2 separate regions of the Mus musculus genome follow, and region 1 is linked to region 2. A link is a loop called in an ENCODE intact Hi-C map of the cell type or tissue named here. Cell type or tissue: heart. All regions are shown on one strand. Each heading gives the region's core, and the rest is flanking DNA. Links, peaks and the distances in the headings are about the cores only.

Region 1 (2,908 bases), core at 127-2,626, 140 kb after region 2:
CCCTTGGAGGAGCTCATAAGATTGTGAGTTGGATCCCAGACATTGGAAGGTTGGACATTGATTTTTGCTTTTGATTGTGACTGTGCCCTGATATTTTCCCTCTTGAAGGAAGAAACTATTTTAGTGGAGCCCACAGTTAAGAGACTTTTCATTGTAAAAAGACTTTGGATTTTAAAAGAGATGGATATTTTAAAGAGATTGAAATTTTAAGAATATGTAAAGACTGTGGGATGTTTAAAGTTATTTAGACCATGAAGGCAGAACATCCATGCACATCAAAATAAAAGTAATAAATAAATAAAAATACTTAAGTCTAACGACTGGGGATATATATAGCTCAGTTAGTAAAGCGTTTGGCTCACGACTACGAGGCCCTTGGCTTGATCCTCATAGTAGCACACACACCTGCGATCCCAGCATGCTGGCGACAGAGGCAGGACAATCAAAGTTTGAAGTCCCTCTCAGCTACACAGTGAGTCTGAAGCCAACCTGGGCTTCATAAGACCTTGTCTCCAATAAACAACAAAATTAAACTCAGCAATCTCTCAAGAAATATATTCCTGAGCCAGGCGTGGTGGTGCATGCCTTTAATCCCAGCACTCAGGAGACAGAGGCAGAGGCAGGCGGATTTCTAAGTTCAAGGCCAGCCTGGTCTACAAATAAAAAAAGAAAAAAGAAAAAAGAAAGAAAGAGAGAGAGAGAGAGAGAGAGAGAGAGAGAGAGAGAGAGAGAGAAAGAGAAATATATTCCATGGCATCAAGTCCATACTGCATGGCTTTCAATGCCAGCTCCCCCTGTAGATCCATTCACAAAACACAGTGTGGTTTTAGCTAGGAATCCCCACGTGGGGTTTCCTCTCAGAGAGCCCCTGCCAGCTGCCCCTGCCTGGGTGGACCACAGGGTCTTGCACAAGCCCACCTGATTGGCAGGCATGAACAACCCCGCCTGGGGAGCTTTCGGGGATAATAAAAGGAGGGGAAACAGGATGCGACTTCAGTGTCTCTGGGCTCAATGTGGAAATAATCATTTCTAAGAAAAACAACAAATTAAAAAAAATTAAGGAGCTTCCTGCTGCATGATTTAAGATCTGGTTTGGCTGGAATTACATCAAAAGGCATAAAATACAAACATTTCACAGTGTCTCTCCCATCTTTGTCTCTCTCTCTCTCTCTCTCTCTCACACACACACACACACAGTGGGGGAGGGAATCATATCAAAGCTGAAAAAGAATTTCAAAGTCAACAATCCACCCTGGCTCAAGGTGGGACGCTGCAGGTGAGTGAGGGACTCCCCTGTCATCATAGCAGAGGTTGCTGCCTTGAAGGCTGGGTTGGGGCTCTTGCAGGGTGGTCCCTCACGCAGAGGCCCTGAGGCAGTGGGCTGCCCTTGGAAGGGATCCACTCCTCTGCCCCCTCCTTCTGCCCCACAGAGCAGATGTGCATCCTATCCAACCCCATACCATAATCCAAATAAAGAAACTGAGGCACAGACAGGCTAAGTGGCCAGGCTAAACCATTCACCAGGCTAGAGCTAAGACCCCTGCTCTTTCCTAGTCACACAGAGGAAGACAGAATGTGACCCCTCCCCCCAAGATTCCTTTATTTTATTCCCGAAACTTGCTTCACTGGGCCAAAGGGACTTTTCCAAGGGTCTTCAAGTGGGAGGTGACCTTGGGGACCCCAGGAAGCCTAATGTTGTCATAAAGAAGCAAGCTGGGCATGTGGCTTAGTGGTAAAGTACTTGCATATAGCATATGCAAAATCCTGGGTATGATCCACTTGCCTCTCCTCCCTGGGGAGGGCCAGTAAGAGGGGAGATTCTATTACTATGGAAGTTTGAAGGTGACAGAGGGGGCCATAAGCCAAGAGGTCTGGCAGCTTCTAGAAACTAAAAAGACAGAAGTAATATAGCCTTGAAAGGAACGCAGCCCACCATGCCTTGAATTTAGCCCAGGAGGATACATCTCAGCGTCCTGGCCTTCAGAACTGAAAGATACTGTACTTGTATTGTGTGGTGACTTTTATAGCAGGCAGAGGATCCCGGAACACACAACCCAGGGCCCCACCCCAGAGAAAGCTCTTGGCTTCAGGGATGAGTTCGCTAGTTTGAGGCATACACTTAATTAACCCTCTATCCTGAAGAAAGCCCCATCACGTGCGGTGGTGGTGGTGGTGGTGGTGGTGGTGGTGGTGGTGGTGGTGGTGGTGGTGGTTTTAGATCTGTTGACCAAAGCCTACCAGAAAGTTTTAGTTCTTTAAGAAAACTGGTCTGAGCCAGAAAAATCCCAAACTAGACCAACTGGGAAGAACATAAAACCTGGAGCTCAGGATGTCCGGCTGGATCCATTCGTCTCTCCAGCAAGGTAAGAGGTTTACCCGAAAAGCCTTCCCAAGCGTCTCAACTCGGTGGAAAACAAGGGCTACAGTCGCTTGGCGCCACTGCTCAGTCACCCTGTCGCAATCTGAGGTGCTTTACTGTTTCCAAGGCAAAGAGAAAGCCGAGGCACACCGAAGTAAAAACAAACAGAAAAGAACTGACCCTGTCGGGGAGCTATCCCCCCATCCCCAACCTGGTCCCTGATATCCCGGAGGCTGTGCTTTTGGGATTGGCTCTGAAGCAGATACGGAGTTTCCCAAGGGCTGGGGACCATCTACAGCCAGGCTTTAAGCTCAGTTTACTACGTTAAAGAGAGGAACGAAACCTTTCCCCCCAGCCCAATTGGCAGCTCACATGCAGATGAGAGGCGGAGCCGAAGGGATAATGGAACCCCGGGAGGTGATTGTGGCCCTTGATGTCACGCTGACCTTCATTCAGAGAATGATTTAGGGGACCCCCTCTCTGGTGCCAGGCTAGGTAGGAGGGACAGACAGCGGTTTGAGCTTTCAGAGGCTGTGATGGGGGCTTCAG
Region 2 (2,908 bases), core at 278-2,777:
ACCTTTGCACATACCGTTTGCGCACACGTCACCGAGGCTGCTCACCCTTTTCCTCATTCCTGGTTTTAGAGTCACATCTCAGTTCCCAGAGGCCCTTGGGCCCAGGGTTCACTCGGTCCCAGTACTTCTGATTGACTTCTGACACAAGGATTTTGGGCTTCCTGTGTCCCCTGAGGACTGGAAGACCTATGGGGACAGGGACTTGGTTACTCCTATGAAACCTATGCCCCCTGTAGCCCCACCTCCAGTGTGCCAGGAACACAGAAGCAGAGTTTTGACATCTGTGACCAAAGCTTAGATATCTGGCTATAATCATCTGGCGATAATCCTTAGTTTCCTTGGGATGATCATATGTGGGATGTTTTGATGCCAAATAGGGGGCCCAGTTAGGTTATATCCTGGAGCCCCTTGGCTCCTCACCTCTGGGGGCCAACATGTCACTCCATCTCCTCAGGGAGGGAAATGACAGGGGTTGTCATTGGGTACAATGTCCTCAGGCTAGACCTACAAGCCTATTATTTGTCTTGCTCTTGAAACTGGCCATCAGGCCCACTGGAGGAAGAGCCTAAAGTGGCAGGCCACATCTCTCCTGACCCCTGGCCGCATTCCCACGACCATCCACAAAGATTGCTGGGCCCTGCTGTGCTGGGCCTGGCTGGCACCAGGATGGCCTCCTAGGGGCCATGTGCCTGGTGCATGGCACTCACAGGCTGCTGGCACAGACACAGGTGGAGGGAGTGGGTGGACAGACTATGGTCCTGGGTTGAGGACAGTGGCTGCGTAGCCACATCAGAGCTGAGGAGAACAGACACGACCGGATCGCATGGCCCTTTCCCTCCAGATCCCCATGTCTGTTCCCCATGCCCTTCCCCACCATGTCGTTCGGCCTGTCAGCTCGCATGTTCTTACCCCAGTCCCATGGGACCTTTGGTGCTCCAACCCACGTTGGTGTCTATCTGATCTTTGGGAGGTAGGACCTGGATTTCTCAGGCAAGCACTTTCTGGCTTTAGCTCAAGCCAAATCAGGGTCACAAGTCCCAGGGAAGCCCTACGCCACTTTCTCTCCCTCCGCTCCTCACAGCTGCCCTTCAGACAGGCTCCCTGGAAGCCAGTCAGAAAAGCCACTCTACTCTGCAGTGGGGAGGAGCGGAAGCAGGCTGGGCCAAGATGTCCTGTCTCACGCAGCTTCTCAAAGAAGAGACCTGGACCAGACAGCTGGGTGCTCCTGCCGAGTTCCTGAGCACAGATGAGAGCTTCTAAAATTGGGCAGGGAGCACCAAGAAAGTGCCCTACCTCACCTTCTAGCTGGGGTGGGAGTCCTCCTACCTCCCCATCCTGCCTCCCAGACATATTGGGCCAGCTCCGGAGGCTGGCTCAGTTTAGTCTCCTCAAACCCAAACTCTTAGGGCCTCTCTGCCGCAAACAGCCCGTACCCTGCAGCACCTAGAATTGTGCAATGGTCGGATGAACTTTCTGCCTGCAGGGGCCCTGTGAATCCATTTGAGGGAAGAAGGCAATCTTTCCACCTACTGCAGGCGGCTCATGAAGTGCTGGAGGCTGGCCTTGGCCGTGCCTGTCCGCTTGGACCAGAAGAGGGCAGCGTTCCCCTGCCCAGGGAGAGGCACTGAATGGCTGTGCTTGGGAGTGGTGGGGGTGGGGAGTGGCTCCAAGGTCCATTCACATCTTGGAATGGGATGGCTTTGCTGGGTCTCCCACAAGTGGGAGAGGACACAGGTCTCCCATTGGAGGCTGAGAGCCTTAGAAATTAAAGACAAAGTCGACTTTTCACACGTCCCTTCAGGTCATTCTGCAAATGTGCAAAGAAAACCAGGGCTGGGGAGTTGCTCTGCAGGGAAAATCCTTTTCCCTAAGCTCGAGAACCTGAGTGTGGATCCCAGGCTCTGACATGGAAACCAGAGTATGCCTCTAATCTCAGCTCTGAGGTATGGGGTAGAGACAAGAACATCTCAGGGGCTTGCTGGAGGGGGGCGGGGGCAATCTACACTTCTGGGAATTGTGCTTTCAGTGGGAGACCTTGTCTCAAAATAAGTGACAGTAAGCCAACAGACTAAACCTTCGGGAAGGCCAGGCAGCCTCTGCATCAGGAACTCAGGACTTCCTGTGGGATTTCATTCCTTCTAGCAGAAACTCTGGGTTTGTGGAGACAGTTGGGGACAATTGGGAACAGTAGGTTTCAGATGCAACTGTCATTTAAAGAGAACTCCAGCCACAGCCAGGGGTGCAGCTGAGCAAGGCAGCAGCATCTCAGAGCCTTCGTTTTCTCATCTGCGAAATGGGGACAGTGAAAACAGTAAGTAGCTCTGGGGTCTGATGGATGTGGAAGGCTCAGGGTAACAGATTGGTCTGGTGGGTTAAGTCCCTGGCATGGAACACTTGTTTTTCAGTGTGCCATTAGATTAGCACCCCAGAGCACTGTGGCAACATCCTAGATAATGCTGGCCATCCAGCTTGTCCTACAAGAGAGAAGCATGCAGCTTGTTTCCCATAAGCCCCTTGGCCCACTGTCTGTCACGCCCTCAGATTGAGAAAGTGCTGATAATGGTTGGTGCACGATGACCAAGTCACCACTGAAGGAAGCAGATTCTCGGGACTCAGCCCTTTTCTGTCATTAATTGGCTCATCAATACATAGCCATCCATACAGCTTACAGACAGGTCCTGGGGTTCCATTCAGTCTGTCAGCCGCCTGCCTTCTGGTTAGAGAATGAAGGACCCAGGAAATCAAGGGCAAGCTCTAAGGAAGACAGAAACACAGAGGCTGGAGAGGCTCCCCATCCAGCCCTGAGAATTCAGATCTGATCACATTTGGGAACTACTGAGTTCCCGCCCCAGGCGGGGGAGGAGCCAAAGTTACCTGAGTCACAGATCCAGATTTCAAAGCTCCCCAC

Evidence for each region. Hi-C counts contacts between places; a loop is a spot of excess contacts. Peaks named below come from ENCODE experiments on the same cell type or tissue, not always from the same donor. Only the 100,000 strongest peaks of a DNase experiment are listed, where the experiment ranks them.
Region 1: it touches region 2 in a loop (1.9-fold over the local background); 1 of 42 quality-filtered maps calls a loop at or near these places.

What each region holds. Positions count from the first base shown.
Region 1 is chr2:172,613,776-172,616,683 of GRCm38, reverse strand. No RefSeq gene overlaps it. Among named protein-coding and RNA genes, the nearest start is that of Gm36038, 38 kb to the right of the region's middle. In heart, for the core only: no CTCF peak of the experiment used is centred there; no DNase peak of the experiment used is centred there; H3K4me3 peaks cover 827 bases; H3K27ac peaks cover 395 bases; H3K27me3 peaks cover 1,273 bases.
Region 2 is chr2:172,757,398-172,760,305 of GRCm38, reverse strand. No RefSeq gene overlaps it. Among named protein-coding and RNA genes, the nearest start is that of Gm36156, 95 kb to the right of the region's middle. In heart, for the core only: a CTCF peak has its summit at 1,589 (motif pointing right); no DNase peak of the experiment used is centred there; H3K27me3 peaks cover 2,500 bases.